4 separate regions of the Mus musculus genome follow, and regions 2, 3 and 4 are each linked to region 1. A link is a loop called in an ENCODE intact Hi-C map of the cell type or tissue named here. Cell type or tissue: left cerebral cortex. All regions are shown on one strand.

What was found. A loop is a pair of places that touch in the nucleus more often than their neighbours do. Peaks named below come from ENCODE experiments on the same cell type or tissue, not always from the same donor. Only the 100,000 strongest peaks of a DNase experiment are listed, where the experiment ranks them.
Region 2: a loop joins it to region 1, with 16 times the contacts of the local background. A loop is called at or near these places in 16 of 42 quality-filtered maps.
Region 3: it touches region 1 in a loop (14-fold over the local background); 11 of 42 quality-filtered maps call a loop at or near these places.
Region 4: a loop joins it to region 1, with 2.8 times the contacts of the local background. A loop is called at or near these places in 2 of 42 quality-filtered maps.

What each region holds. Positions count from the first base shown.
Region 1 is chr1:190,042,187-190,050,186 of GRCm38, forward strand. Gm39736 (a long non-coding RNA gene) reads right to left here and starts at 2,964. Exons shown (of 2, transcript XR_865850.3): 1 at 2,748-2,964. It overlaps Gm30446 (a long non-coding RNA gene), which reads left to right and starts at 6,538. Exons shown (of 6, transcript XR_865859.2): 1 at 6,538-6,578. In left cerebral cortex, a CTCF peak has its summit at 3,803 (motif pointing right); DNase peaks (open chromatin) are centred at 3,797 and 5,519.
Region 2 is chr1:190,794,280-190,802,279 of GRCm38, forward strand. Rps6kc1 (ribosomal protein S6 kinase polypeptide 1) reads right to left here. Exons shown (of 15, transcript NM_178775.4): 11 at 4,734-6,302; 12 at 4,373-4,462. Among named protein-coding and RNA genes, the nearest start is that of Gm51740, 22 kb to the right of the region's middle. In left cerebral cortex, a CTCF peak has its summit at 3,093 (motif pointing left); DNase peaks (open chromatin) are centred at 3,090 and 4,963.
Region 3 is chr1:190,691,842-190,699,841 of GRCm38, forward strand. No RefSeq gene overlaps it. Among named protein-coding and RNA genes, the nearest start is that of Gm38452, 35 kb to the right of the region's middle. In left cerebral cortex, a CTCF peak has its summit at 3,941 (motif pointing left); DNase peaks (open chromatin) are centred at 3,940 and 6,842.
Region 4 is chr1:190,765,277-190,773,276 of GRCm38, forward strand. Rps6kc1 (ribosomal protein S6 kinase polypeptide 1) reads right to left here. Exons shown (of 15, transcript NM_178775.4): 15 at 7,603-8,000. Among named protein-coding and RNA genes, the nearest start is that of Gm39738, 8.3 kb to the left of the region's middle. In left cerebral cortex, a CTCF peak has its summit at 4,654 (motif pointing right); no DNase peak of the experiment used is centred here.

The sequences.
Region 1 (8,000 bases):
TCAAATCACTAGTCTACCTTTGAGGACACATGGGTGGTATAGCCAAACCAATCAATATCCTGGGTGCTGAGCCAAACTGGCCCAACAGTGACAGGCCTCGGGGGCCAAGAGTAGCTGAACACTAGTCCTCTCTTTTGGTCAGTGTTGTTTGCCCTGAGGCTCCAGAAGCACCTTAGGGTGTCAAGAATGCCAGCCAGCTCTGGTTTATGTAACCCTTGTTTTGTTTCCCGTTGGGAGGCGAGGTCAAAGGTTAGCTTTCATAGAGGTCCACTATCCAGACTAGGCCTGGGACCTTTCCAAGGAGGCAGAGTCCAGTTGACGTTGGATGTTGACCTCTAGTGTCAATGAACAAGGGACCAGTGATGAAATCTTTCCCTCAGGTTTTCTAGGTAAGAATGGAAGCTTAGCTATGTAAAGCCATAAGTAGACTTTGTTATTCTAGGAGTCCTCTGAACCAAGCTGCCGTGGTTCACCATGGACTGATGGTGTGACAGGTAAATGGGCCTCTGTTTCCTTGAGTCTAAAATGAGGCAAAGCTGAGCCCGGCACTCGGACTCTCCTGAAGTGTTCTTTGTGTGTATGGTATATCTGTAGGCAATGCTCCTCAATGCATGTGTCTACATATGTGTGCGTGTCTAGAGCCCCGAGGGTGACTTCGGTCTTTATCAGACTCCATCTTGCCACATGGCTTCTTACTGAAACTGCTCCAGCTGACCTGGCTGGCCAGCAAGCCTCAGAGATCCCTGACTCCCCCCCGTGCCCAGGGCTGGCATGGCATGGCAGGGACATACCATTGTGTTTATCTGGGTTCTGGGATCTGCACTCAGGTCCTGCTGCTTGCACAGCAAGCGCTTTACCCCCTAACCTATCTCCCAGGCCACCCCACCGGAGTCTCAGTAAAAGGAGTCACGGAAGCCAAGAGCTTAGAGCTGTACACTGCCTGTAGCCAGCCCAGGAGATGCTATTGTTTTTCTGTCCTTGATACCAACTGCAGCCACTCAAAAGAAATGGCTGTGCGGTGGGCACCCTGTTAGGCATAATTTTATCTTCATAGAAACTCTCTGTGCTACCGACTTTTCGTCCCCAGGCATAGATGAAGAAAGTGAGGCATGGGGACCATTTGCCATCCGCTCAAGGTTACATATTAATGTGTAATGGACATGGAAGTCTAACTCAGGGCTGGCTGGCACAAACGCTTTTGCTTTTCGCCACAAGGTACCCTGAGCAAACAGAAAAACAGAACAAGAAAAACCCTCGTCCTAGGCATGTTCCAGGCCTCCTGAGAAGACTGCCCGGGAGCTCTTTCAACAGCCAACATGTCAGAGTCGTGGCTGTGACATTGTCAGGCGATTTCTTTAAAGGATTCTTTTGTAGCTCTAACTAGATCGTGGAAAGTTTATTTTCCATAAAATCTTGATGTGTTTTCATAAGCCTTTGTGTAGCTTACGGGCCGTTCTGTTTTGCCTTAGCATTTAAAGATCTGGTCTTCCTTTAAGGGCACAGAGGCACCTTCAAAATCAAACCGATCAATGTCATTGATTGGCTTTGCTGCTGTGTGCAAAAGACATTTTGTGAAGGCTTTCTGTGCCAGCTGAGCCTGCGACCATTGATGGCATTTGAGACCCATAGGGTTTTGGATGAGGGGCAGTGCATGATAGGACAATCCTGTGCACTGCTGTGGGAAGCGAGGTGAAGTTGGGGTGCGTCTTATGATGGGAACCGTGCAAGTACAGAATCCCCGAGGCTCCCAATTCTCTCATTCTTCAAGAGAAGCCTGACCATCATACTTCACCTGATGATCTGTCCCACTAGAGTGGAGTTGACTCTGACCTGCTCCTCAGCCAGGTCTCTCCTCCTGGCTTCTGAACCTTTTCTCTTCCCCCGCCCCCAAAACCACAACAAGGGAAGATTGACAGCTGGATGGAAAAACCCACAGTGTGGTCCACAAATACAGACAGGGCCAGACGTGGGGGAAGATTCTCTTTCCTTCTCTGTTTGTTCAGAGATAAAGAGGCCCATTCAGTCCACATGGGGTCCAGTAATTTAACCATAAACTACATTAATGGATGCCAGAAAGTGACTGCCCTGCTTGGGTTGAGTCCAGAGTCAGGCACCTCAGGTTCTGAGCCCTCTGTGCCAAGTGTCCCCAACCCCTCCCTTCCAAACTGTTACTTTCTAAGCATTTACTCGGCAATTTCAGAGCCATGGACTTTTCTTTCTCTTCTATTTCTTTCTTTCTTTTTTTTTTTTTAAATAAAAAAAATGGCTTCTTATATTTCTAATCATTGGTGATCCTGGAGTTTCAGATCTGACAATCCCCGTTCCAAAGACAAAAGTTCTTTTCTCTTCTCTCCTCTCCTCTCCTCTCCTCTCCTCTCCTCTCCTCTCCTCTCCTCTCCTCTCCTCTCCTCTCCTCTCCTCTCCTCTCCTCTCCTCTCCTCTCCTCTCCTCTCCTCTCCTCTTCTCTTCTCTTCTCTTCTCTTCTCTTCTTTCTCTCTCTCTCTCTCTCTCTCTCTCTCTCTCTCTTTTTAGTTCTTTACTGGAATTCTTCATTCTTTCCCATCCACCCCAGGCCCATTTCTCATTTCCTCAGGAAGCCATTTAGCTAGAGGCGTAGGGAAAGTTGCCTAGCGCATTTCATCAGGCCCTACAGACGCTCACATACCCGGGCAGGGATCAAGCACTGAGAGCACACACAGCCTTGCCCATGGGCATTTCTGCCTGGGGACAGTTAGAAGGGCTCTCACCTCTACTCACACCAGCTTACTTTCAGGAACCGCTGGAAGTGGCAGGGTGGCCCTGCATGTCTCCTTCACAAAGCTTCCACGGGGTCACTGGACAGGACGCTTCTGTGTGCTTTCCAGGGTTCTCTTGGAAAAGCACCTGCAGAGACCATCTGGGGCGCTGTAGCGGGAAGTTGCTGCATTCTGTAACTTTTTCAGACCTTTACTTTGTAGCTGAGTTTCATCTCCTGGGAACAACAGTCTGGCGGACAGGCTGGCAAGCCCTCTGTTCTATGCTCTGGAGGAAGGATTCACATCTCCAGGAGGAGTAAATAGATGAAACCCAAGAGAACAAATCAAGTGTGTTTTTTGGTGCTAACTGCTAGGAAGAAATAAAACATTTATAAAAATAAAATGTTTTACTATAACGACCAATTTCCATTGTGTTTGCAAAAAAAGTGTCCCTAATACTCTGGAATCAGTTGTTTGTTGCCAGGCATCAGTCATCCCTTGGGGGACAGGGGATCCCTTTGTCCTATCTACAGCAGGGAGCCTACATCTTCCCCCAAAGGTAGGCTAAGAATTTTCACCAGCAAAGATCTGGCATCACATGGGTTGCACTAACTCCTGGTTGGACACCATGTGACAGGAGAAAAAAATAAAAGTCTCTAGGGGGCTTGAAAATATTCTCCACTTTATGATCTCCAACAAATGGAGAACTTGTGAGAAATATCTGTGAGGCAAAGAACAACCAGACAGAGTAGAGTGTTTTCAAGTCCACGGAAAATCAGAAGGCATTCTCGTGCCCTTAATGTTTCAGCATTGGCCACTGTGGTTGAGATCAAATCTAAGCCTTCTAAATCCTAGAAGGACCGTGAGCCTTGAGGGAAGGCTGCTTCTCCTTCTGTTGGCCCACATGCATCTTCCTGGGGTTTGAGAAGTGTCCCACATTTCTTGCTTTGCATTTGATCCTTCCCACTGAATTAGTTGGTGGGGGAGCCTCCAGGAATCAGGTGGAGCTAGCAGGAATCAGCAGAAAGCCCTTCAAAGAGCCTACGCTCTGCTCTGCCAAGCAACCAGCAGATGTCAGCAGCTCATCTACTTTTGGTCCCTGGCAGAGGTACAGAGCCCACCAAGAAGGAAGCCTGGGGCTGACACCAGCTGTTTTTTAAGTCTCTGGCATGGGTTAAGGAATGGGTCCACTCTTAGGTGGACAACTGAAGGCTAGGGGATGGCTTACTTCAGGGGAGACAAGCAGATGACATTCATGCAATAGTTTCTTGCTCTTCACACTTGAATGGGAGTTTGTGGTTTTTTTTTTTTTCTTTCTTTTTTTGTTTGCTTTTGTTTTTAATATTGGTTTTTGGTCAGTCCCATTTACAGATACCAGGACTTGTCAGAGAATTAGACAAGCTTTGTTGGGAAACTTTCAAAAGTTAAAGGTAATTAAATTTGCTTTCAAATATGATTCCTTGCCCTTTAAGATCTGTTTTTGAGGAGGATCCCACTAGATTCTCGAGAAAGAATGCTTAGCAAGAAAAATTCGGCTTGAAAATTCCAAACAAAATTTCAAACAGGAGGTCCAAAAAAGATGTGTGAGGGATGGAAGTCAATTAAGACCAGCTCCTGAGATTGGTTATTTAGTTTACAAACCCAGGGTAATCCCTCAGTCTAATAAATGTGAGACCAAATACCACTGGTGAATTAAACATCAACACAGCTAAACATGCCTTTGGTTTATGGAGGAGAGCTCCATTCTCATGTGTGCCCATAGCAAATACACCTGTCAGCATGTGCTCCTCAGAAGCCCAGGGTCAGGGTGAAAAGACAGTAAGATCGCATTTATTAAATGTTCTCCAAGCTGGGGAGCATGTGTGCCCATGTGTCCGTGGGTACACACAGGCTTGTGTAAATTTGTACCTATTGTGCTTGTGCATTCATGAATGTGTTTGCATGTGCCTGTGTGTGCATGTTTGTGGTTGTGCATGCGTTTGCATGCCTGTAGGTGTGTGTGTGTGTGTGTGTGTGTATAATATCCAGTGTCTTTTTCAATTGCTCATCATCCCTTTAGACAGGGTGTTTCACTGAGCTTGTTATTCATCAATTCAGCTAGGCCAGCCAGCCAGAGAGCCCCAGGAGCCTCCTGTCCCAGTCTCCCCAGCACTGAGACAACAGGCACAAGTTGCCACGCCATGTTTGGCATTTCATGGGGTTCTGGGAGTTGAACTCCGGTCCTTGTGTTTGCTTGTGCTGCTGAGCAGGCCATTCCCTGAGCCCTGGCCCACTCTCCTCTAGTCAGCCCTAGTGTTTCTTGTGTTTGCTGTGCTGCTGAGCAGGCCACTTCCTGAGCCCTTGCCCACTCTCCTCCAGTCAGCCCTAGTGTTTCTTCTCCTGCTTTGCCTTTTCACGCTCCTGGCTTTGTTGTCACGGAGTCTGTGCTTCAGGGTCAAACCTTCATGGTTCACACCATTGTTGGGCAAGTCTCTGCGGGGCCGGACTTGCAGGGGAAGGTCAAGTGACTGCTGTTGTAAGAATCTCTGGGGAAATCTAGTTGGCATTACATGTAGGACACAGCCCCCGAGGGCTGGCATTTAAGGTCTGTGGGGGTCATCTTCCATGCTCATAGACTATGGCAACAGCGCCATCCCCAAGGCTTGGTACATGGCTCAGGGAGTGATGATTTACTGACTGACAAACTGCCTTTCCCAGTGGCTCTTCACATCTCTCACCGACTCCTGGCATCATCACCCTCCCACATTTCTTGTGATCACTTCCAAAGCTCTTCGGTTCCCTTCCCAGGTCGTTCCTAGAAACTGCCTTCCATCTCATTTAGATTCAGCTGGTGCTTTAGACTCTGGCTCCTGGCTGGCGCCTTCACACGTTACTCCAGCTTAATGTTATTTTATGTCTCTTAATTCCTCAAGTGCCCAGCGTACCACATCTTTCATTCTTTTAATTAGCCATCTTATTTTACATGAATAATTACATAGATATAATTATATAACAATAATTGCATATGCAACACACAGTGTATTTTGTATTATATTGCCATCTCTATGATGTAAGTCTCTTCTACATTTTCTTCCAAAATAGATGGGTAAACTTCTTGAAATTTGAGGTAATTTTCAGACTCCTTTTATCAGTGGCATGTCACCTGATGATAGGCACTTCACACGCCGTGAAAGCAGAAATAGGTACAGGGGTGGGGGGAACAGGATGGGACAGTGTCACTGGTGAAATGCCTGCCTTGGGAACACAGCATGTGCTGGACCCTTAGAACCCATTAAGAAGTGTGTGGTGGCCAACCCTGTAATTCTGGCTCTGTGGAGGCAGAGGCAGACGAAGCCTGTGGGGCTTACTGGCCAGCTACCCTAGCTTTGCCTGATAGGTGAGCCCAGGCCCTAAAGAGACCTTGCTTCAAAAAAATCAAAATTAAAATAAAAACAAAACAAAACAAAACAACAACCAAACAAAAACAACAAGGTAGATGGTGCAGATGTGTTCTGTTGGTTGGTTAATTTCACCTCAGCTTCTAATGCCCAGAGTAGACCTCTCAGGGAGTGAAAGTGCTAGATAAAAGACAGATCTCAGCTCCTTCCTAATTTACTGTTCTTTTGAAATCCTTGAGCAAAGTCTTTTACCAAGTTAATCTCTTCCTGAAGACTGTGGCTTCTTTTGGCTAGGAGGACCGCCAGGCCTCAGTCCCTGGAGGGAAATTTGACCTGCTAATTATATGCAAAGACTCTCTCCCCAAAAGAAGGCCTGACTTTGTTGTCACTGGGAAATGTCAACAAATGACATTATCTCCCTTTGAGCAATGTCTGGCTACACAGGGAAGGTCAATAGAGAAGCCAGGTGAGAGTGGAGACCTTGGGATCAGTGGGGACCTGAGGTGGGATGGATGAGACAGCTGCTGAAAATCTTCCTGCAACTTTGATCTTGTGGCTGAAACTCATGAGGAGAAACTAGAGAGGCAAGGCATTTTTCTGTGACCCTGTTTGTAAGTAGAGGAAGCTGTGCTAAGAAGCATGCTGGTGTCCCAGTGATGCTTCAGCCTGTTGGATTAAATGCAGTCATAAGTGAGTAATGCCAGCTTGCCCCTCCTCTCCCTTCTGCCTGGATGGGCCAAGGTCAGTGTAAAGGCAGATGAAGAGCTGGCTATAAAGACTCATGGTGGTGTTGGCCTCTACTCACCCCAACCACAGTGTTTCACACCACTACCATTTTCAGTCGTTACCAAGGTTCTTCTGAGCCTATTTCTTTTCTAGAGATAAGGAAGTTGGGGCTTATGGAAGTGAGCAACCAGGCCCTATGTCACACAGCTCCTAGTGGGTGGAGATGGGTTTTGAATCGGGCAAGATGTCCACTGGTCTTGGCTTTGTCAATCTCTGCCTCTGCATTTGTGGTGCTTTGAATGTAGAATTGTCCCCTGAAGGCTCATGTATTTGAGCTCTTGGTTCCCACCTGGCGATGCTGCCTGGGGGAGGTTATGGAACATTTAGGAGGTGGAGGGAGGGAGTCACTGGTAGCAGGCTCTGAGGCTTTCTAGTTTGCCACTGCTTCTTGTTCATTCTTTGTTCTGGCCACCATGCCTTCCCTGAAGCAATGGTCTGCATATTTCTTGAGTATTTTACCACAGCAACAAGATGGTAACTAAGGCAGTGTCTAAGAAAGGGCTGTTCATGATCCTTTGTCAGTCTGTGTCTTTTTCTTAAAAGGAAAGGACTGAGCATCTGGTGTAGGGCAGCTTTGTTTGTGCCATTGAGTATGGGTGGTGCACATGTGCAATCCCCATCTGGCACAGTTGCAGAGGAGAGGGCTCAACCAATGATGTGCTTAAGGACCTGAGTTTGAATCCCAGAACCCACATTAGAAGCTGTGATTGGCTGTGCACATCTATAATCTAAACACCGGGGAAGAAGAGCTACCAAGATTCTTGGAACTCTCTGGCTAGCCAATGTAGTTAAATTGATAGGCTTTAGATCCCATGAGGGACTCAAAATAAAAGATAGATTTTGTAGTGTGTATGTGATAGTTGAAAAAGAAACTCCATGCTTCCTTAACAGCCATTCTCACTGGTTAGACGTTCATTGGGATGCATGAAGTTTGAGACTGGGCATATGTTTGGGTAGATTCCTTAATCTAGCTATGTGATATTTTTATTTGTGAATTCATTACAGTAAAGTGATTTAAAACAACAACAAAAAGATGGAGATAGATTAATGAAAATATCTGATATAATCTCTGACCTCCATATGCATGCATGGGTTCTGAATC
Region 2 (8,000 bases), 750 kb after region 1:
TGCTGATCAGTCCAGAAAAAAACGCCTATGTACCAGGGACCTACTGATCATTTTGCTCAAGGGCAAATTCTAGCAAGTCACAAATGCAACCCTTCTCAAATTAGCTTTAAACTCAGCCGTGCCTTCCATTACTTTCTCCAGAAGAGGAAAAGCCTGCCCTAAGACCACAGTCCCATTTCCTGACTATGTCCTCATAATTTCTAAATACACAGCTTTATTTATTTTGTTCCTGTTTGCTGAAATCACTCTACAACTCTTAAATGCTCATATTTAAATAAACCTCGCTTCTTTCATCCTTATTATTCCTGTTGGGAATTTTTGGTGTATTCTAAAGTGTCTTGCTTCCTCCTCTAAATGAATTTTTTCAATAAATCCCTCATGCCCATACTTTATAGTTTTTATAAAAACTCTACAAATGTATGAAAATATACTTTAAGAGTCTTCCAAGTAAAATAATTCCTTGAACTCAACTCTTCGGTGGAATTCTGTGCTTGATGAACTTCAGTTCTGACCAATTTTTGTATAAGAAATGTGTTGTATGATTGACATAGGTGATCTTATTTCTATTCAACAATCTACTTACTACTATGAAAAGGAGGCCTGAAAAATCTTAAATAATTTGTCCAAGATCAACACAAGCATCAACGCCATGTCTGGGACAAACCATAAGGGCCTAGCAATTCTCAATGACATCGAAATCTCTAAATTAAGAAGTGTCTGATGGTCTCAACACATATTAATCCACCCCTGGGTTGAATCCTAGCTCTAATATAAAGCACTGAAGTACACTACTGAGTACCACACTTACTAAGAAAGAAACGGAGGGGAAGGGTGTGATGGAGAAGGGCAGGAGAGACTACTCCCCCAAAATATATTCATGAATTATGCGTGACTAGTCGGTCTGGGGACTCTCTGGGGAGCACAGGACGGAGGCATTGAGTGTCCTGCTCTACCCTGAATTCTGCAGACTGAATGCTGTTTCACTTTTCACTGTCAGCTGTGAGCTGTTTTCAAGTGTGAAATCGCCTAACAGAGGAAGCAAAGCTGTCATTTGACATCTGGGAGCGTGGAGATGCGGCTGCAGAGGAAAGTGTGTCGGTCCTCTTCAATTCATGCACACTCACCTATAAAACTCCAGGCTGATAACTAGTCAGTGAGAAAGACCAATGTAAATTTCAAGTTTTTAAAATTAAGGGTTCATAATGGGGTTGAAAGTCACAGTGTCAGAGACACAGGAAACAGGCGTGTGGGTGAGGGCATTAGCTTGATAACCAAGCTGGATCCGATTCTGTTCGCCTGAGCTAGCCTGTACACTGAATTTTCAATCAGTCTTTGTATGTCACATGGTTAAGAGTATAAGTTTTATTTCTAGCTGCCTTTGATGGTAAAAGATACTGCTATGAAAACATTAACTACAGTCCCTGACATTGTATTTTATTTTTCTATAACACTAAAAATGTTGTAGCAAAATTTATTCTATGCTACTAAGTGGAGAAATATTTCAAATCCTTGGGTCAAAAACTTGGTGAAGCTCTGGTTTCTATAGCATTGGAAATAAAATTCAAATTACCACGAGCATGTGCTCAAGAGAAAAGTGAGCGGCACCCTGGCTTCTGATCACTACCTGTCCTAGTGCATCCAGGAGCTCCTGAGGGTGTGCCCGAGAGAGGACAGTGCTGCAGACCTACTCAGTGCTGCATACCCTCTGCCTACCTGGCCCACTGCGGCCCTGCTTTCCTCTTTCTCCCCGCCATTCTGTTTGTATGCAGTATGAAAGGAAGCCGTTTGCCATGAGTGAGGTTTATTTAATAAAAACCTTGCTAGATAATCCAAAGATACGAAACGAACCCGAAAAGTCCAACTTTGAGAAGAGGGCTAAGTCTGCTCTGTAAATTCGTATTCTCAAGATCCTCTTGATAGAGCCGCAGCTGTAGCCATTTAAGGGCCGGCTTTTTCACAGGCACAGACAGACAGAGCTCCATGGGTTTTGTCTTTGTATCGCTGGATCTCTTTGCTTTAACATAAAAGGCGATTTTTTTTTTCAAGTTCTTAGTTTTTTTTGCAGGAACTTGTGAGCCTTCGTAGACATGGCTGGAGGTCTGTGGCTTTAAATCCAAGATCACAAAGTTGGCAGAAGCAATTCTTAAACAACAGAAGGTGATCATTTGCATTTCAAAATTTATCTATCTTGCTTTTCCCCTCAATTAGACCCAAACATGTTGATTCCCAGGTTTCTGTGAGTGTTTTCTGGTCTAAACTTATTTATAGAACAGAATAATAGCCCCCCTGCTAGTCTGGCGTTTGCTCAAGTTTCTGTCCATGTAAATCGAATCTGTTACTGGAAATTTTTCTCAAAATATCAAGGCACATCATCCACAAGATAAAAGGATGCGGTGATAGTATAAAGTACAGGCAGGTGGGTGATGGTTTTTGAACAAACAGCTGATAAGGATCCCGGGAGGGAGGAGGGCAGGGGCAGGCCACACTGGATAAACAGAGGGCAGAGCTCCCCTCAGCACCCTCTGGACTTTCCTTTCTAACCAGGCAGCAGAGCTTTGGCTTTAGTGACTATCTCAGCGGGACTCAGGTCAGAGTTAGGGGGAGGGCCGAATGTGGGAGAGAGAAATTGCTGCCAGGGACTCTCTTTACCTTCTGCTGTGGTCACTGTGCACTGGAATGCTGGCCCATTGCCACTGCTCTCGGCCACTGACAAGGGAGACTACCTACTCACAGGAGAGCCTTTTGGTTTTTAGGGATGTGCTGCAGCTTGAGGCTCCAACCCCTCTAGGATTCCGAGGTGCAGGCTCTGCCTCTATAGGTTTGAGGTCCTGTTAACAAGAAGGAGGCATCTACTTTTCTGGGTTTCTCCTTGTCGCTAAAGTTGATCTGCCCAAGGGTTGGAGGAACAACCCCCGTGGCTCATGCACAGAGCAGTTAAGCAGCTGGAAGGTGCAATTCTTTCATACAAACAATCACAACAAAGCCTCTCTTTAGACTACAGTTTGGCTGGATTTTTTTTCCCCCAAACACTATGAAGGACAACCTGGAAGGGGACTGCAGAAATCGAAGAATCCATTAATGGTATACTGCCACCTGCTGGTCAAATGTGAGGAATGGCATTCCTGGAGCCTGGACTTGGAAACTGGTGAACATGGAAAACTGTTACTTGGAATTAATTGTTAACCTGGAACAGTACACTTGGAAACTGATAAACTCAGTGAGTGAAACTGAGGGTTTGTGTGGGATAGTTTTATTCCATCATGTCAAAAGGCTCATATGCTAAAGGAGAACCGGCCTGTGAGTGCTCAGATGGCAAACAGCCCCACAGCCACTGCTTCGGAGAGAAGCATGCACGCACGACACTCAGCTCTAATCTCCGTGGCACACTGGGCCCCACTTCAGGACAGAACACACTTTACTCACAGGCTCTCCTCCCAGGTCTAAGGTGGACTCTAAAACCTCCAAATTCACTGTAATTAGCAAATATAGCCATGCTAGCTGGAACCTAACATGTGAGTTCTTAACCACGTTAGAAAGTGGCACCAGTGAACACAAGAGCAAACAGTCTCACTACAACGTTTCCGTTATTCATTAACTACATAACAGCATCGGTTCACAAGTGCTTGTTTGGGGGAAAGTTGGGGAATTTGCATTGGGTTGAAAACCTGCCTTTCCTCAGCCCAGCAACTCTCACCAAGGTAAGGTTCCCTAAAAACAATAAAGCCTTTTATTCCTAATTATCATCGTTTCCTGTGGAGCCGAGCTAAGCAAGGTGAGCAGCACAGCAGTGAGCCAGCACCAACGAAAGCCCATGTGGGCACCCAGTGACCCAGTGGAGCCCACCCACTCCCTCGGCCTGAGACCCCTGGCAGCCAGTGGGCGAGGGATGAGTGAACTCTGCGCCTTTCTGAGACTTAGTGCTCAGAAAAACTGGGCAAGCTGTGGGGTAAACAGCACCCCATCTGCACTGACAAGAGGGCAACACAAACTCAACGGATATGCTTAACTATGGATGCCAACAGAGGCCTGGACGGCCACAGACATACATCTGTGATGTTAAAAACAAAAAGCAGACCCATATCTTAATAAAATTTCAAGTCCACCCATGTGGAGAGGCTCAGGGGACACAAGGCCTTCCTTAAGACACTTCAAAGAACACAATGAGTTTCCAGAGATATATAAATGCTTTTACCAAGAGCACACCCATACACACCATCTTAGATTCCATACAGTTCAATCCCCTACTTTTCTTCGTTAGGGCTGAAGGGGTGAGCAGACCCGACGAGTGTGTGAGCCACTAGTGAAAGGCACAACTGGCAGAGAGAAGCAAGAGCCACCTTTCAAGTGAAGCATTTGAGGAGAGTGCTCTAACCTGGGGCACAGTACATTCTCGCTACGGCATCGCTGTCGCAGGAATCTTCAACCTCACTCCACCTGCTAAAATACGTTAGCTGAATGTGTCCTAAAAACAAAACGACAGGAGAAATCAAAACATTTTTCTCTTCCATTTTCTGCAGAAGCGAACTGTAATTACTCCTTTTGTAGCTAAAAACAGTATCATTAAGAATAATGGCATCATTAAGTACTAGAAGCTATTACTGGGGGTGAATTTGCCGCACTGATAATGAAGCTCTAGACAGGAAATGAAGATACTAATTACAAGATAAAACGCCTACTCAGTTAATTGGAAGCAACAGCGAATAAAAAGAAATGCATTTGTGAAAGTTCCTGACCTCCATCATTCAATAAGATGTTGTTTGGGTTCAGATCTCGGCACACAATCCCCTCTCTGTGCAAGGCGTCAAGGGCTACCACCATTTCCGCTGCCCATCTCTGAATGCAGCCCTCTGGGATGAAGAACCTGGAGCTAGCTGCTAGTCGTTTATCCAGGTCCTCAAAGATCTGATGGATTTCCTTGTCTGCTTCCCCGGCTCCCACACCTCGCTCCTGGGCCTCCGAGTCTCTCTGGAACAGAGAGTTCGCTTCTTCTTTAGTCGGTTCTGTGAACAGCAACACCTCCTCCGACGTGGCAGTGTCGGCGTATGCACTGTGTTCTTTATTAGCACCTGAGCAGGGACTAGAAATGTGGAACAGGCTTTCTTGCAAGGCCTGTGCAGTGACCACTACCTCCACCTGCCCCAGCCTGTCAGACTCGGAACGCAAGCTGGAAAACAGAAACTGGTCTGGGGAGCTCCTGTGATCAACGGCAGCCTCGAATAGCACCCCGGGATCTGCCTGAGCATCGTGCTCTGGGATCACACCTCCGGGACAGAATTCAGTGGGATCGCTCAGTTCCTCTGGGCCTTCTGGTCCCAGACCATGGCACTGTTCAGAACTCAGCCTGAGGCACAACACATCCGGGGCTTCCAGCAGTTTACTATCCAGCCTGCCTGCACTGGCCTGTGAAAACTTAGGGTCCATTGCTGAAGCCTCTTTGGTTGGCTGCAGTTCCCCAGGTAAATTCACAAGAAGGTCAGGCCTTCCCTCCTCAGCCCCACTGATAGCCTCTGCAGCCGCCTCTTTAAATGAGATAACTGGGACGGAATCATCTGAGCCCCGGCTCACGGAGTCCTGAGCTTCACTCTCTCTCTTGCTCTCACCAGGATCAAGACTCTGAGAAGGGCTGTCTCCATCTTCAAGGGTAAAGAGGGCTTTCAAAGGCTCTGGTTTCAGACTGTGTAATTTCTCACCAAAATCCAGTCCCAGGAGCTCACTTGTGCTGTCTTTACTGTCTATTCTGAAGAATTCCATAGGGCTGTTTTTTGACCTACTGAGGGATTCAGATGTTGGAGGAGAAGAAACCGCCTCTAGATCCTCACCTCCAGAGAAGACCCTGAGGTGGGTGCTAGGGCTCACACTGCCAGTGGCGAGGGATGCTGGGGAACTAACCGCCTGGGTGTCAGCCTTGTCCCCTTCAGGCTGCATAACAGACTCCTCGCTCAGAGACACCAGGTCCATCTTTTCTTGCCCATACTCGTTGCACAGCGTCAGGTAGCCCGCTGTGCACTCATCCTCTGAACTGGAGCCCGAATCCAGCCACTTGGGAGAGCTGGGCTGGCCGTCGTCTTCCTGGTTGCTGTCGTCTTGAGAACTCGGGGTGAGACTGGTCTTCAGAGGCAGAGCCTTCAGCATGCTCCCCGTGTCGCTCCCTCTGGACTCGAAGCTGCTGCCGCCCTGGGGACTGGCACTTGGCTGCTGCAGGCACACTCGAGGAGGCATGGACGGTCTCCCTTCCTTAATGTCCAAGCTTTCCTGAGAGCTTCTGTTCAGAAATTTACTGATATACGACCAGAGTTTTCCACCTGTGAACAACAGTGACAAGAAATTAAGATGTCTCCCTTGGTAGTTACCTGAGCCACTAAAGGAAATGAAGCACTATGATAACTAGCCACAAAATAAGTCAATAAAAGTCATTAATATCAAAGACCCAGTATGTAGTACATGCAACAAAGTGTGATGGTCTTCTGTGGACTTCAGTAAGTGTCCAATGCAGTGTTGATTATTTTAAACATTATGACCTATTTCTTCCTGTTAAGGGCAATTCCTTGTAATCCCCACACCGCTAGATCTTTAAGTAAAACATTGCTTAGTCTTCTGCTTAAGTCATAACTAGTCCAGCAGAGATATGGTGCTGCTTAACGCTGTACACTGCAGTAGGAAGTACTGCACCAGTCCACTCTGAAAATGCCCAGTGCAGACCTGGGGACCAGTGGGCGACCTGGAAGCTGGTGCCTTCAACAATGTTGACAATGTTAACTTTTTCTCCCATCTTCTGCCTCTGGAACACGGCACATACTTAGTATGAACAAATATGACTACTGGGGAAGATTAACTGAGCAGCTATTAATAAGATGAGTCACCAAGGAAAGAACAGCCCATGTTCTGACACAGACCCAGAACCTACCTGTGCCATCAAATGAACATGAAATATCCCAGCACAGTGTCCACAATGCTGGCCACAACAGTGCTTCCGTTTACTATAGATTAGAGAGATGTTCTAACTAGAATCTACATATTTTTTAAAAAATCACAGAAACCATATGGGTTAGAAATTTAATTATTAAAAACCATATCAATGCCGGGGCCTAGCAAACACAGAAGTGGATGCTCACAGTCAGCTATTGAATGGATCACAGGGCCCCCAAAGGAGGAGCTAGAGAAAGCACCCAAGGAACTAAAGGGAACTGCAACCCTATAGGTGGAACAACAATATGAACTAACCAGTACCCCGGAGCTCTTGACTCTAGCTGCACATGTATCAAAAGATGGCCTAGTCGGCCATCACTGCAAAGAGAGGCCCATTGGACTTGCAAACTTTATATGCCCCAGTACAGGGGAACGCCAGGGCCAAAAAGGGGGAGTGGGTGGGTAGGGGAGTGGGGGAGTGAGTATGGGGGACTTTTGGGATAGCATTGGAAATGTAAATGAGGAAAATACCTAATTAAAAATAAATAAAGTAAGCCAGCAAAAAAAAAATATATATATATATATCAAATGCATTCTCCATGACAACAGAGACTGTTCCCAAAATTGGAAAATGAAAGATGTGTTAAGGGCAAGTGAGATGGCTCGACAGGTAAAGACGCTTACTGCTGAGTCTGATGACTTAAGTTCAATTCCAGAGACCCACATGAGCAGGAGAGAATCAACTTCTGCAGACTGTGCTCTGACCTCTGGGCACATGCTGTGATGTGCATGTCCACACACACACACACACACACACACACACACACACACACACACACACACGTCTCCCTACTTAGATGAGGAGGGTGAGTTTTCAGATCAGTTTTCATTTGCTACTGGGTGTTGTATACCAAGGCAGCTAGACTGAAATGTGTAACCATTAGCAGCCAGCCACAGGTATAAAGCCATCAAAGGCACCCAAGAAGCACCTGCTTCACAACTCACTCCAAGAAAGTCAGTATTCGGCTTATCCTGCTCTCAGCACCAGGAGCAGTAGGGTCAGTGTCAGTGTCAGAGCCTTGCACCTCTCCCTC
Region 3 (8,000 bases), 650 kb after region 1:
TCACCAGGAAGACACAAAAGGAAAGTGTGTGAGGTCCATCAAAGCTGAGAATGAGCCCTGCTATCGGCTTTCCAATCGCTGTGGCAAACCCTGGTTAGGGAAAGCGGTTATTCTTGTTCACACAGTAGACGGATCCAGGTCATGACAGGTTGGCCTGTTTGCTTTGGGCTTGGCAGGACCAGGAGCATATCATGGCCGGTGCACATGGACTTCATACCATTATGAGCCAAGAACCAAAGGAGAAAAAGAAGAGACCCAAAGTCCCCTTTTGAGCGTACCTCCCGCTGGTCTAACACACACACACACACACACACACACACACACACACAAACCCATCTATTAAAGACTCTAACCAAAGCACTTTCCTGGATCCCAAGCCTCCTGCTCATAGATCTGGGGACACCTAAGACTCAAACTATAGCAGCTCCCGGCTGTGTGCAAAATGCTGCAAACCAAACTGCTACAAGGGAAGATGCCCTCATCTCGGCTCGGTGTCTAGATGAAGGCAACAGCAGATCTGAGTCTTCCTACGCTCCGGAAGGGAGCACCTGGCCCAGCCTCTCCCTTGGCTTCCAGTTTGTGCGAGCTTTGGTGTTCCTTGACTTGTAGATACACCTCTCCAACCTCTGCTTTCATCTTTATGCAATGTTACAAAGACATATGTAGGCTTATGTATGTGTGTATGTGCATATGTGTGCATACTTATGTAGAAGTGTGTCTGTGTATATGTACGTGTACAAGCAGATTCAGATGTTTATATGTGTGCACATCTTTATATACACATATGTGTATATGTGTGAATATTGTGTATTTATGAATGTGTTATATATGTATATGTATGCACACATACATAGAAGTGTGTCTGTGTACATATATGTGTGCAGGTGTAACATATGTGTGTGTGTGTATGTGTGTATATATGTAGGCCTATGGGGAGGAGAGGGTTTTTGGGTTGTTTGGCTTTATTTTGGTATTTGCTCACTGTTTGAGGGGATACTAGTCCATCATAGCAGAGAAGGCATGGCATTAGGAGGCTCCAGTCCTGTGCGAGCACACAATGAAGTAAGACTCGTCTCCCCACATCTGACAGACCAGGAAGTGGGACCAGCTACAAGAAAAGATATGTCCCTAGTGATCCACTCCTCCAATAAGGCTCCCTCTGAGAACAGTGGTGCCATCTGGGAACCAAACCAGGACGGGGCCCAGCCCACTCCACTCTGACCGCAATGCCTCTTTGCAGGGTTAGAGCTTCATCCAGTGCTGCTGGATTGCAATGGACACCACACAGCTACGTTAGATCTCATTTCTAACCCTTCTACAGTCCTGCAAGGTAAGCATGTTACATACGATAAAAACAAGACCCAGAAAGACCACAGAACTTGCTAAAGACACCTGATGTAGCCTCTCCTTGGCAAGGGTGTGGGGGCTGGCAGCTGCCATTTCTTCCCTGGGACCCTGAAGCCCCAATGGAATGAGTCCTTCCTCATCCTGTGTAGCTTGACCTGGCAGGTTGAATGTGGTATGGAACCCTGGTGGCCTAGGAGGTGCAGTTGTGGGGTGAAGCAGGGCCCGCCTTGCTTGGCAAGAGTCTCCACCTGGCCCAAGCTCTGACAGACAAAACACTGTGTGTGTTATTATCACACAGTCACCTGGCCTCCAGAGTTATCAGTTACTAAATAATGAAACACAACGAAGCCTGCCTGCTACATATCTGGACTCCATAAATGTCAGCTTTCTCTTCCTGCCTCAAGGCTCTGAAACGGCCCTTCCTACTGCCACTGCATGCTTTCTGATCATGGAGTGCAAGCTCGCTGGCTGCTGTCAGAACAAGTAAAATACCAGTAACATTCAGCAGGCAGCAGCTAGGTAGCACCTATCACCAAAAGCCACCTTTACTGTTCACCTAGTTCATGTGTGGCAGTGATACCAAGTCACATGACAGAGCCTAGAAAATCTCCCAGCATTCTGAGTGCAAGCACCACCACCCTCCCCACTTTTCAGATAAGGCAACTGAGGGAGAAATGTTGGTTACTTTGGAACTCTACTCTGGTCTTCGCTCTGGGGTTTTGCCTCATCAGAGGGTGATCTGATGTCGGGGTCATCTTTGTCCTGTAGAAACTTGGGTTTCATCAGCTTGTAACAACACTCCTGTGTCCACCCAGATGGCATGCCTGCATTAATCAAGGGTGGCCAGAGAGGCCTTCAGAGCTGGCCTGAGGAGAAGAGGATGTAGTCCTTCCAGAGATAGACGGATCCAGGCAGATAGCTGAGCCAACAAAGTGTTTGCCAGGCAAGCATGAGGACCTGAGTTCAATCCCCAAAAATCCAAATATGGTGGCAGACGCTTGTAACCTCAGGGATGAGGGTGGAAATGTGCAGAATCCTGGGGCTTCATCCCATCACGAGCTCCAGATGAGTGGGAGACTCTACTTCAAAACGTAAGGCAGATAGAATGGTTCCTGTGGTTGATCTCTGACCTCCACATGCATGTGCACGCGCGCGCGTGCACACACACACACACTGGGGGAGAAATGTAAACCCTGCTCCTATTGTGTTATTGGCACAGCTCCCAAATGCTTTTCCCCTAGAAAAGCCACAGATCAATGCCCCAGATACCAAGTAAGAGTACTAAAGTCCAAATAAATGGAGTTTCCCTACACCCAAGATCTGCCATGACGACCCCAAGCTTAGAGGTGTGACCTCCTCATGCAGGCAAGGCCAGTATCCACTTCCAGACTCCGGCTTCTCAGACGAGGTGAGAATCCTTCACCCTCAATCCTCTCCTCCCTTTGACAACGGCAGCTTCCTGCAGCCTTGCCGTGCTGAAAGATTCCAGCAGCTTCCAAACAAAATTCGATGCAGCCACAGCTTGAGAAGTGCCCCGGTGCCCAGGCTCCCGGCCTTTGGGGCCATTATTCACTTAGTATCATTCAAAACAAATAAGAACGGTAAAACATCAGCTGGAGCCAGGCCAGGCCAGAAGGGACTGGAACATCTCATAAAACCGTAGTATTCCATAAATAGAAAGTATGAGAAAACGCAGGGAAAACAATGGTTTAGGACATTCTGACCTCCATCCAAACACAGATCACCTGAAATAACAGCATCGATGGGTGCCCATCTCAGAGACAACAGGAGCACTGGTAAGGACGCCCTCGACAGCAACCTCAGAGAAATAAAGCGAAATCCACCATACACAGGACAAGAACTTCAGCTTGCTCCCCTCTCTTCCAGCAGTTCAGAGAGAGTCCTCCAGCCACGCTCGCCCCAGCAAAGGAGAGGGGGCTGGGCTGGAACCTTCAAGTTAGACATAATAAAGACATTGGAAACAGTTCACAACATGCCCCTCCTTATCAAGGACAGCTCTGGTTTACGGTGTGTGTCCCTGTGTCATCCTTGGCCTGCAGATAATGTCTCCCATTCCAGCGCTCTGGGGGTCGCCACGGATGGCTTACCTCAAGGTCAGCCACTCACAGAAAGACTGTGGTTGGGATGTGTTGAAAATAAACAAACAAACAAAAAAATTAAAAAGAAAGCATAGTGGATAATCAAAATTCAATCACTCAAAATACAACCTGGTCCTAAAAAAATAAAAATTAAAAAAAAAAAAAACACAAGCAAAAACACAGATGGAACAAGAGTTCATATTGGTAAATAAAATAAGCCAAGAACAGAAAGAAAAGGAAAAGAAAAGAAAGGAAAAGAAAAGAAAAGAAAAAGGAGAGGTGGAACACTGCTCCCATCTGGAAACATGATGTGACTGGCACGACCTGATGATGTGACCACTACGTGACGTGATCACTTCTCTTCACGTCACTTGCTCCTCTAAACCTCTGGGACCTGGGTTTCTTTGGGGCTTGTATCCTCTCTCCAGAGAAGCTCTCAAAGGCTTTCTTCTCCAGAGGCCTCTGGAATCAGAACCGTCACACCCCCTAGTGGTAGCCTGATGAACCCCTTAAGTTACTCCACTCACCCCGCCCACAGGGGACAGTTCTCCAAGTGTTCCCCATCAACCTGGTGCTTCAGACAAGCAGCCCAGGAGAAAGGGGCTCCAGCCTTCAGACAAACCTGAAGACAATGAACGAGTCAGCTTTTCCCCGGTGGAGTCTGGCAGGTGTCGACCTGTTCAGGGCTCCGTGACTCGGCAGCCTCAGACTACAGTGGGCTCCACATCCATGTGATAGAACTTTTGGGAATTAACCAAATAACTACCCCTCACTGGATATAAATCATCACAGTACATCCAATAGTGTGTGTGTGTGTGTGTGTGTGTGTGTGTGTGTGTGTGTGTGTGTATACACATGTGTACAGGTGCCCACAGAGGCCTCGGTAGAGGGTCTGACCTTCTAGAGTAGGTCAGGACGTACATGTAGTTGTGAATCATCTGACATGGGTGCTGTGAGCCATGTCCTCTGGTAGAGCAGTGTGACTACTCTGGACCACAATGTCCCCCACAGGCTCAAATATTTGAATGTGTGGTCCCTCCCACCCACCCCCATTGGAGGAACTGTTTGTGAAGGATTAGGAGGTGTGGCCTTGTTAGAGATGTGTCACTGGGGGTAAGCTTTGGGGTTTCAAAAGCTCATACCATTCCCAGTTAGCCCTGTGCCTCCTGCTTTGAGATGTAAGCCCTTGGCTATCACTCTTCCACTATGCCAGCCTGCCTGCTGCCATGATGGCCATGGACTCCCCCTCTGAAGCTGTAAGCCCTAAATAGGCTTTCTTCTATAAGCTGCCATGGTCACTGTGTCTCTTCGTAGCAATAGAGCAGTAGCTAAGGCAGGCAGCAAATGCTCTTAACTGCTGAGCCATCTCCATCTCCTAGTACTTCCATTTTTAGACAGAGAAATTGATGGTCAGAGTGCTCAGTAATAGCCCATCATCAGATGAGACAGGGGGGTTTCCGTGAGTCCCAGTACACACTCTCCCAGTTGCCTCATCTAAAGTTAAATTAAATTAAAATGTCAAATAGCTTGCTTAGATGACCCAAAAGTCTGAGATCTTAATAATGACAAAATCAAATTCCCACTATGCCTGTCATTCTTCTCGGTCCCTGTGTCACTGGCTACAGGAAGCAAAACAGCAGGAAGCTTCTAGCTGAGAGAGAGAATGAGAGCCAGAGCCAGAGAGAGAGAGAGAGAGAGAGAGAGAGAGAGAGAGAGAGAGAGACTCACAGCACAGCACCTCTCAGTTATCTACAGAGGGCATGGGAACCCAATGACACACTCCTGGTGGCATTACAGAAACTGCCTGGTTTTCTGAGCCAACCATGATTTTCTTGTGTTTCCTGGGCCTGCTGGCGTGCTTTTACAGTGGTAGCACATTCTGTAGGCATTTTGAAATGGAGATTACAAATCACATTTTAAAATATTTTCTCCTTTCGTTTATTAAGGGAGGTTCATTCAAGCCATGGCAAGCATGTGGAGGTGGATTGCTCTCCCACCATGGGGGACCCTGGGGATTGAACTTGGAACAGCAGGCTTGACAGACCTTTACCACTGCGTCGTCTCACCAGTCCAATACCTCACATTTTAAATGTCACATCTAAGTGCATACTATGTTTAAAAGCTTAATTCTGACAATTCAGGTTTGGGCGTTTTATTACACTATTTTTTTAAGTTTGTTATTGTTGTTACTGCTGCTGCTGTCCGGCACTGTTTCTGACTCCTCCTCTTTGATTTTATGAAATAGAATCCAGAAGATAATTTCCCTTACCACTGAAAGTTTGGACTCAGGCACAGCTGGATCCAGGGGCTCACTGAGCCTCAGTGAATGAAACTGGAATAGGCTGCTAGAAAATGCCCCCGCCCCTTTCATGATTGACACAGACATCATCAGCACAGGGCTGAGCCATGCTTTCTGACGCTGGCAGTCTTGCAGTGATCCTTGCTGACTGTTTACAGAGATTAGATTTCCAGTCTGTACCGGCTGGGTTTGTGTCAACGTGACACAGCTGGAGTTATCACAGACAAAGGAGCTTCGGGTGAGGAGATGGCTCCATGAGATCCAGCTGTAAGGCATTTTCTCAATTAGTGATCAAGGATGGGAGGGCCCATTGTGGGTGGGACCATCCCTCGGCTGGTGTCCTGGGTTCTATAAGAAAGCAAACTGAGCAAGGCAGGGGAAGCAAGCCAGTAAAGAACATCCCTCCATGGCCTCTGCATCAGCTCCTGCTTCCTGACCTGCTTGAGTCCCAGTCCTGACTTCCTTTGGTGATGAACAGCAGTATGGAAGTGTAAGCTGAATAAACCCTTTCCTCCCCAACTTGCTTCTTGGTCATGATGTTTGTGCAGGAATAGAAACCCTGACTAAGACACCATCTGTAACACTGTCCCGTGCCCCATGCCTCTGCTGCTTCTCTGAAGACTACAGTAGGTCATGGGGCTTTCCGGTGCATTTACCTTAAAGGCTTAGTTCTTAGAATGTCAGTAGTATAGATCCATGTGTGCATGCACTGCTATTAATGGTCATTTCTCCCAGCGATAACACTTTATACTGGCAAAGCTTTCCCCTGTGTCTGTTTTACAAATTTACCATTTAAAGCTCCATAATTAGCCTGGCAAAATACATACGTTCCGAGATATAACTATAGTTCAAGGTCAATTAAGCTACAGGGGAAGAGAGGAGAAAATAAAGAGGGAGATGGGCATGTACATATTTAAATTCACATTATGTGTGTGTGTTTGCAAGACACATATAAATGGCAAATAGGGAAACTTCACAAAAAAAATGAAAAGACAGACAGCTAGATAGCCCCAGATTTTAATGCCACCCCCAAGGTAGAACAGGTGGCGAAAATATAATAAAACATGTTGCAAGGAACTTGTCATGAATTTTAAAAACAAAAACGCCTACAGACCAAATAAGCTGCTCTGACACTGGGCTAAATCCGAAGTTCCCGAACTATTTTAAATGACAAAGCAGAAGCTCCCTAGAGAAGGTCCAACAGAAATGGTTTGAGGGCAATTGCTGCTAAACTCATAGAGAGAGGAACTTGGAGAGAGGACGAAGCCTGCTCTCTCTGCCACAAAGGCCACGTGCAAACGTCCACAGCCAGACCATGTGCAGGACCAAGGTGTGCCCACAAAGGCCCCTGGGAGCCTCCCGTGCTCCATTGTTGGTGGGTTTCTCAATGCACATGTGACAGGATGCTGGGCTCAGGCTCATGGGCAGCCACTCCAGGACCCCATGTGAAATAGGCCAGAGATAGAGGTTCTAGCTAGTACAGGCTGACCCCCCCACCCCACGCTCAGCAGTGCCCACCCTCACACCCTCATCTGTTTGGCCATTGCAAGCACCAGCCTGTGCTTTGTTCTTGGCCAACCATATATGAAGAAGTCACTTCCGTGGCCCCTCCCTGACCTCTGGGAGGCTGGGTGCTGCACAGAGGTCACCTTGGTCTACTTTCTACTATCAAAGCGGCTGGACCGACAGCATCGATCTCTGTCTCTTCCAGCACTGTGTTGACTGCAGTATGCTTCTAAAGATAATCTAGGAGATGCACATAGTGTGCACCTCTGAAATTCCACCACTTGGAAGGCAGAGGTGTGTCATGAGTTTGAGGTCAGCCAGACCTATACAGTAAAACCCTATCTTAAAGGGGCTGTAGGTGTAGTTCTGTGGTAGGGTGATTGCTGAATGCACAAGGTCCGGAATTCAAGGCCCAGCACCAGAGGTTATGCAAGAACGAAGGGTAGAAGAATTAGCATCCCTGCTTTCTTCCCTCATAAATCCAAGCATCTAAAGAGATCTGGAAAGAGGAGAGCTGAGCTGCACAATGAACAGGAAGCCTGTGTCCATATGGACCTGTGACTGCCTCTGGGTACCAGCATTCTGTTGCTATGCAAAAGTGAGGAGGGAGGCCAGAGGGCTGAATCTTAATTCACAGAATCTTGATGCTTAAATATTTGGTTCCCAACCACCAGAATGACATTGATCAAAAGGAGCCCCCTGGAGATGTAACTCGGTTGGCAGAACCCTTGCCTAGCATGCACAAAATT
Region 4 (8,000 bases), 720 kb after region 1:
ATAAAGTGCTTCCTGCTCAAGCATGAGAACTTGGGTTTGGATCCCCAGACCTAGGCCCAGTATGGTGGCACAGGCCATGTAATTGCACCCCTGTAAGCAGGTACAGGAGATCTCCAAGGCTTGCTGACCTGTCAGCCTAGACTAAATTCCAGGCTCAGTAAGAGACCTTGTCACAAAAAAAGGTGGAAAGTCCCATGGGATGGGTCAGTGGGTAGAGCACTTGCAAAGCAATTCTGGCAACCTGAATTCCAGCCCAGAACCGACATTAAGGGAGAGAGAGAAAAACAATTCCATAAAAATGTCCTCTGACCTCCACAAACACAGTCACATGTCCCTTCCCTCCCATCCCCCCCCCCTTCATAATAACAAATAAAAGGGCAGAGGTCACCCCACATCAACTTCTGCTTTCTACATGTATGTGCACACACATCTGTGCATACACACAGGAACAAGTGCATGCGCACGCGCGCGCACACACACACACACACAAAATTTAAAACACACAAGCCTCACTTTCCTGATGTGAAATTCAACTCCCCTTGTAAAAATGTAAAATGAGCTGACCCTGGAAGCGCCCCAGGTAAGGCTTGCCAGAGAAAAAGCACAGCAGCAATGTGACACTTCGAAGTCTGTGCTGGTCTGAATGACAGCAGCCCCTATAGACTCATAGGGAGTGGCATTATTAGAGGTGTGGCCTTGGTGGAGTAGGTGTGGTCTTGTTGTAGGAAGTGTGTCACTGGGGGCGGGTTTTGAGCTTTCAGATCCACGAGCCAGGCCCAGTGTCACTCTCTCTTCCTGCTGCCTGCCGATCCAGATGTAGAACTCCCAGCTCCTTCTCCAGCACAATGTCTGCCTGCATGCCACCATGCTTCCCACCATGATGACAATGGACTAAACCTCTGAACTGTACACCAGCCCCAATTAAATGCCATCCTTTGTAAGAGTTGCTATAGCCACGGTGTCTCTTCACAGCAATAGAAACCCTAACAAAGACATAGCCTTTGCACTGTCTTGAACAAGATGGAGACTAGATGCTGAATTTCAACTGTCAATCTCCTAAGAAAGACCATGAACCCCAATCTATTCTAGGAATCAAAACTCGAGACCTCTAATATCTATGCCATGGACTGCAACAGTGGCCTGGGAACAGGAGCTGTCTGTAAAGAAGCTGCAGTGAAGCAGCCGATCCCTTTGGGGACATAGATACTCTCAAACAAATGCGCCTCTTAAAGGCGCGAGCCACCAGGGCCCAGCTTGGATCCTCTCTCCAACTGCCTGATGGTCTCCTCAATCATCCTTTCCCACTGATATGAAGACTGTGCGACTTCCATGGAAATCTCACAATGTCTTCTAACTTAGAAGGTGTTCCCGGGGCAAGCCAATGTCTCACACATTCTAGGCAGGAGGGAGACTGACTGTCCAGAAAGGCACTGCCAAGGATCAGCAGGATGGGACCAGAACTTGCCTTTCCAGCTATGCCCTATCCTCTTTCCCTAAAGCTTTATATAGATGTAATTTCGAACCCAAAGCAGAGTTGCAAGAAGATTCACCAAGTCCCTTGAGAACCATTATTCTTGAGAACCACTGAGCAAACCAAGTTCTGTCAAAGGTCTGGGACAAAGAGGGAAGTCATCCTCTAATATCCTGAGAACAAATGTCAGGATATTACTGAAACAGAAAGCAAACCATCTACATAAGAGTAAACTGTGAGGCTGGGCTGCGATCCAGAGCTTTGGGCTCTGAGTGGTGGGGCATCATTATCAACCACAAATACAGAGTTTGGTTTGCTCTGAGGACAGTGCTAGACTTGGGAGGGACAGGAATGGGATCACAGCTCTCCGCATCCTCCTGTCACTCAGGATTCTACCTCCAGCTCAAATTTCTGTAGTGAACCCTAACTACACTCCTGCCTCTAGTCTCTTTCTTTTCAATCACTTCCTATTCTCATCCTACAGTTATCTCTCCAAAGAAGTCATGCAGACCAGCTACCTCAAAACCTTTATTGGTCGCCCACAATCTAGAGTCCACATCTCATGTCCCAGCATGGCCGTTAACCCAGACCCTCTCATCTCCATGGACCAGAACAACAGCTCTTTTCACCTCTGCAGTACACAGCAGAGTCTCACTCACTCATACTCATTCATTCGTTCATTCTCACCTTCTCTCTCCCCTCATTCTCTCTCCTTCCTTTCCTTCTCCCCACACCACCCCCCACCTCCCATGTGTCTCCTGGAAACTGTCCTTCCTCTAAACAAAGTACAGGGGTGGGGTGGGGGGGGGGATACTTGTGTTTAAAGTCTCTGTGGGGCTGGAGAGATGGCTCAGTGGTTAAGAGCATTTGTTGCTCTTGCAGAGGGTCTGGGTTCAGTTCCCAGAACCCACACGGTGGCTCACAACCATCTGGAACTCCAGTTCTGCTTCTAATGACCTTTTGACCTCTGTAAGCACGTGGTGCAGACACACATACACATAAAAAAAATCTTTAAGATCCTTTATAAACTCTGCAGTGCACAGCACATGCTCGCCACATGCCATCTCTCTGAGGATGAGTCGTCTTTCCCTGTTTTGTTTTGTTTTGTTTTTCAAAGTCCTTGAAGCGGGTGCTCTGTCTTTAGCTCAGGGAGGGGCAGATGCCAAGGGGTTGAAGACAAACGGTGAAGCAGCAAGAAATCAGAAGGAACACATGGTGAAGTGGAAGGAGGTTTCCATTTCTTCGTCATTCAGAATTCTCGTGCAAGAATCATCCAGCCTATAGTCTCTTCCTAGACCAATGCTAAGGAACCAGACTGGTGTCTAATTTGCTTTATGTTCTTCTAACTCTAGACCTGGTTTTCTCTGTCAGTTGCTTTTGTGCACATCTCCCTGGTGACCAGGGGAACACAACTCAGTCCCCTGTGCTGTCACTGAAATTGGGTTGTGTCTGTCAGTCCCTCTCCTACTTACCTGTTTCAGTGGGTGATCAAACTTAAGCCCTACAACCTCCCAACCTTACCAAGTAGGCGAGCTCCTGGCAAGCTCTGATCAGCAGGCGTCCCAGAGAGCTGACCTTCTGCTGATTTTCCTCTGTGAGATTTCCAAGAGCAATAAGTACATTCAGCTGCTATTCTTACCATGGTCAGCAAGCTTGCCCTCCTGAAAGAAACCACAGCAGCCCACTGCAGATGCTGGTCTTGCCTTCACAGCAGCATGCCAGCTGCTGGCAGCAAGGGACAGAGCCAGAAGGGAGCAGGACATTCTGTCCACCCAAGGCAGGCCTGCCATTCATAAGCTGAGGCCAGAAGGAGCAGTTTTGGTGTTTGCCTAACTCTTCCAGAGGAAGAACAAAGAATTGATTTTACTTTTTACTGTGCTTGAGCACTCGGGCACTTGTGGTGTGTGTGTGTGTGTGTGTGTGTGTGTGTGTTTATGTGTGTGTGTGAATGTATGCCACAGAGTGTGTGTGTGTGTGTGTGTATGTGTGTGTGTGAATGTATGCCACAGAATCCAAACGAGATTTCCAGATCCCTGTTATAGACCACTGTGAGCTGCTGATAGAAGGGATCAAACTTGGGTTCTCCTTAGGAGCACGAGCAAAGCACTTTTTACCCAAGCCACCTCTGCCGTCCCTCTTGTCACAGTCTCCTCAGCTGTGTGACCACCAATGAATGTGCTAGTGAGTGGGGGTACAGCAGCAACCCAAACTCTAGCAATAACAAGAAAATAGTCACAAGAAACAGGTAAGTACCAATCCAAGGCTTTTGTTAACCTTGCTTCTACAGTGTGAGAATATCATACTAGTTCATGGTAGAAAACAGAACCCACGGTGTTCTTGTACAGCACAGAACTTGGTCCCTTCTCATCTGCAGTGAGATCCCACAGCAGTGCCATCTGATTGAGACTGAAGGTCAATTAGTCAGAGGCACAGCCAGGATGCCACTCTAAGATGCTCTACTGTATGCCATAATCTTCAAGGGGAGACCCTGAAATGCCAGGCTCCATCATCCACAGCATTGTGAAGCAGAACCAAGTACTCAGAAGAAGAAAAGGGTGGTGTGTGTGTGTGTGAGTGTGTGTGTGTGAGTCTAGGCAGAATGGCAAGAGGGGCCCTCGGGAGGCAAGGATCTTCTCAGTCCTGCAGCCAGACTGCTTAAGCACTGGCAACTTCTGGGGCAAGTGAATCCAGCATGGCATGCTGTGGGGGCCTGGTACAGTGTTACTGACCACCCACCCCAGGTACATGGGTGGCACGAGAGAGAATCCATCCTTGGTTCCCACTGACCTAAAGTGTGTGCAAACAGGAAAAGGTGAGGGGAAACACAATAGGGTTGCAGCAATTTAGAAACAGTTTGAGTGATGCCGGGGAGATGATTCAGCTGGTGACGGGCTTGCCATACACAAGTAGGGGCCTGCATTCAGACCCCCAGGATCCACGGAAACCCAGGCACAGAAGAGTGCAGCTGCCTCCCAGGGCTCCCGTGGGGAGGAGAGCATGGTCGGACTCCTCAGCAGCCTACAGGCTGCTAGCCTGGTGGACACAGCTAGTGAGAGACCTGTTCCAGACAAGGTGCAAGGTGAGGAAGACTCTAATGTCCACAACCCACACATACGCACATACGTTATACAAACTAAACAAGGCAGTCTGGACAGATTGCCAAGATCCCAGCGAGCCCCTGAGAAAAAGAATGGCCACCAGAGGGAGGTGCTGGCCCAAGGAACCCCATAGTGTTACGATTCCTGAGGATGACAAAATTCAAAGCTCCAAAAAAAAGAGTACTCTCATGCAAAGACACAGCGTACTTGTGGGAGTGTGTGTTCATAAGTTCCATAAGATACACACATATCCAGACATTACATCGTGCCCAACAAATGCATAATTACCTTTCAATTAAAACTAAACCTAAAAGAGTTCCCCTATTACTGTTAAGTCAGTTGAAAATATGTCAGTGTCTGCAAGCTTCTACCATGAGGATGTTCTCAGATGCCGTTCTCTTTGCTTTTAGAGGTGAAGTTGGTGATGTTCATATCACAGTGTGAGCACTGGCTACCTGACTGAAAAAGCCCTCCAAAGGGCGTTTCCTCTGAAGAGCAGAGAAAAGTGGACACCAGAGCTTCCAAGTAAGCATAGAAAGTCATGGGTGAGGACCACTCAGGTATCTGCACGTCCAAGTTCAGGACACCATCACTTACAAGAGCCCAGCAGTGAGAACATGGAAAGTCAACGAACAGATGCACAGCCCAGTCAGATGTGAAAAACTGTCAACACCGCACCGTTAGCACGAGGACAGTAAGCCAGGCTGGGAAAACAGGTCACCAGGATCAGGGCTCAGTCAAGATGGCAGCTCCTCCTTAAGCTGGATCTCACTCACCAGGTGAGTCACTTAAGCAAGTGTGACATAAACTCAACAGAGTACAGTCAGTCTTTAATAAGAGACAGGTACAATCCACAGCACGGAATGACTTAGAAATGACACACTAGGAAAACCAGACACACAGAAGCACAGTATATGATTCTACTTACATGAAGTTACCTACCATAGCCAATCCAGGAGCTGGGGAGAGGTCAGAAGGCAGGAACTGTGGAGCACATAAGGTTTCAGCTCAGGACGATAAATGGTTATGAAGAGAGTTAGCGCAGATGGCTGCACAAAGGTTTAAGCATGCTAAACCCGTTTCTGCACTGTATGCCTAAAGCTGGCTGAAATGGGGCTAGGGAGATGGCTCAGTGGGCAAACAGGAGGGCTCCCATGTTAAAACACAGGCAGTGTGGACCTGTGGTCCCAGTGCCAGGGAGGAGGCAGGATCCCAGTCTTGCTGCCAGTCTAGCCCAAACCAGTCTAGGTTCAGTGAGAGATACTGCCTCAAAAATGCAATGGAGAAAAACCGAGGAAGATGCTGTGCTGGCTAGTTTATGTCAGCTTGACATAGTTAAGTCACCTGAGGGAGCCTCAATCGAGAAGATGCCTCCATGAGATCAGGCTGTAAGCAAGCCTCTAAGGCATTTTCTTAGTTAGTGATTGACAGGGGAGGGCACAGCCCACTGTGGGTGATGTCATCCCTGGGCTGGTGGTCCTGGGTTCTATAAGAAAGCAGGCTGAGCAAGCCACGCTGAGCAAGCCAGTTAACAGCACCCCTCCGTGGCCTCTACATCAGCTCCTGCCTCCAAGGCCCTGCCCTGACTTCCTTTGATGATGAACAGTAAGATGGAGTGTAAGCCAAATAAACCCTTTCCTCCCCAACTTTCTTTTGGTCATGGTGTTTCATCACAGCAATGGGAACCCTAAGTCAGATGCCTATTGTTGGCCTCTGACCCCCTACACGTGTGGACATACGAGCACACACACATTCAAAATGCCACTAAAATGGCAAAACTTACCTTTATTCTAGTAAAAAAAAAAAAAAAAAAAAGACGAGACATTTCTTTTATGATTTTGACCCACATTCTACTCCTCCACTTGAGCTAATTAAATATTAACTACAGCAGAAGCCAGTCCCCACCACCAGAGCTTTAAACACGTACATAACATCACATGAAAGGCCCATGGCCATTATTCCCTGTTTATTTCCAAAATAATTTGTGTTCAATACGGGTGATGTGTTTACACTAAGTACACGCTCCAATAAAACATACGGAAAGAGATTTGACAACTGTGGAGGTTGCCATGGCAACCATTTATGTTACTGTCCTTTGGGGCAGGGCCTTCACCTTAGAGATGCTGTCCTGCTTCCATGTCACAGGGCACTTCTGGAAGGAAGTTCTGAGCGCTCCCAGACTTCCCGCCGACACACACAGGAAGTGCTTCTGTGTCTCACCTGCATGAGTTCCTGTCATGAGGCCAGGGGGTGGTGAGCCAAAGCTGGTCATCTGGACTGAGGGCTGATCTTGGTGACCTGCTACATCCCAACCTGGTGTTGTCACAGCACTTCAGCTGGGTTTCAGGTTATAAGGGGACCAAACAGGGAAAGGGGGAGTCAAATGCCGGAAGAAGGGGAGCCTGCACACTTCCTGTGTTTCAGTAGGCACCTCTGCTTCTGAGTCTGCAGACGGGTGCGGAGATGCTCTTGGGGCCGGGGTGGCCTCTCACACACACTCACAAGCACATGGGTTAGAACAGAAAAACTCAGCACTTGCCCAGCATGCAGGCAGGAGGCTCTGAGGCTAATCTCTGATACAGCAAACACAAACCAAACCCATCGGCAACTGCAAAAGGACAGAAATGTCGGGAGCTGCTGGTGGCCTCTCACACATAAGCAGAATTCTGTAATGTCTCCATGAAGTGTGACAAACACACACCAATACTTGTGCAGCACCTGTAATTTTTGGCAAACAACATGGTGGCAGCCGCCCTATCTCAGCAAGACAAAGGAGTGGCACCAGCAAACGCTGGACACAGGTGAATGCCTGGTTTTTCCCCAGAAGAGCTCAGCTCTGTGAATCATTAGACAGGAGGCAGGACACTGCTCTGCGTAGATGATAGACCACGGCTCCTGGGGTACCAGCCCAAAAGAAAACGAACACACTAAGACGCTGCAGGAGAAACTGTTCATGTTTCACAAGAGAAAGGACAGAAAAAGACCCTTCAAAACGAACCTTTAAATCTCAAGCTATTAAATGAGGAAGGCAGACAAGGTTTAACCACATTTATTTGACACCATGATTTCTTAGTCTTGTTAAGCTGGCAGTTTGGGGGAAATAAATACCCCTCCCTTTCTCACTGCATGTGTGTTAACAGAAGTAGGAAAAGCAGAATCCAAAAGACGCAGCAGAGGATGCAGGAAATAGCGCAGGGGAGAGGGGAACTGGGGGACGGACATGTGTGCTCCCAGGAGCCCCTCAGAGTTAGTAGCATCGACCAGAAAGTTCAAAGCTGGCAAGAGTGTTTTTCCTCAGAGGTAGCCAGCCTGCTCAGCACTGGGCACTCCATTTTGTTTTGCCAGTCTACTGGTGACACTGTTCACAGAGCGCATTTAGTGTCACTCAGCAGTATTGACTATATCGTGTAAACCAGTCTTGTTTAGCAGAA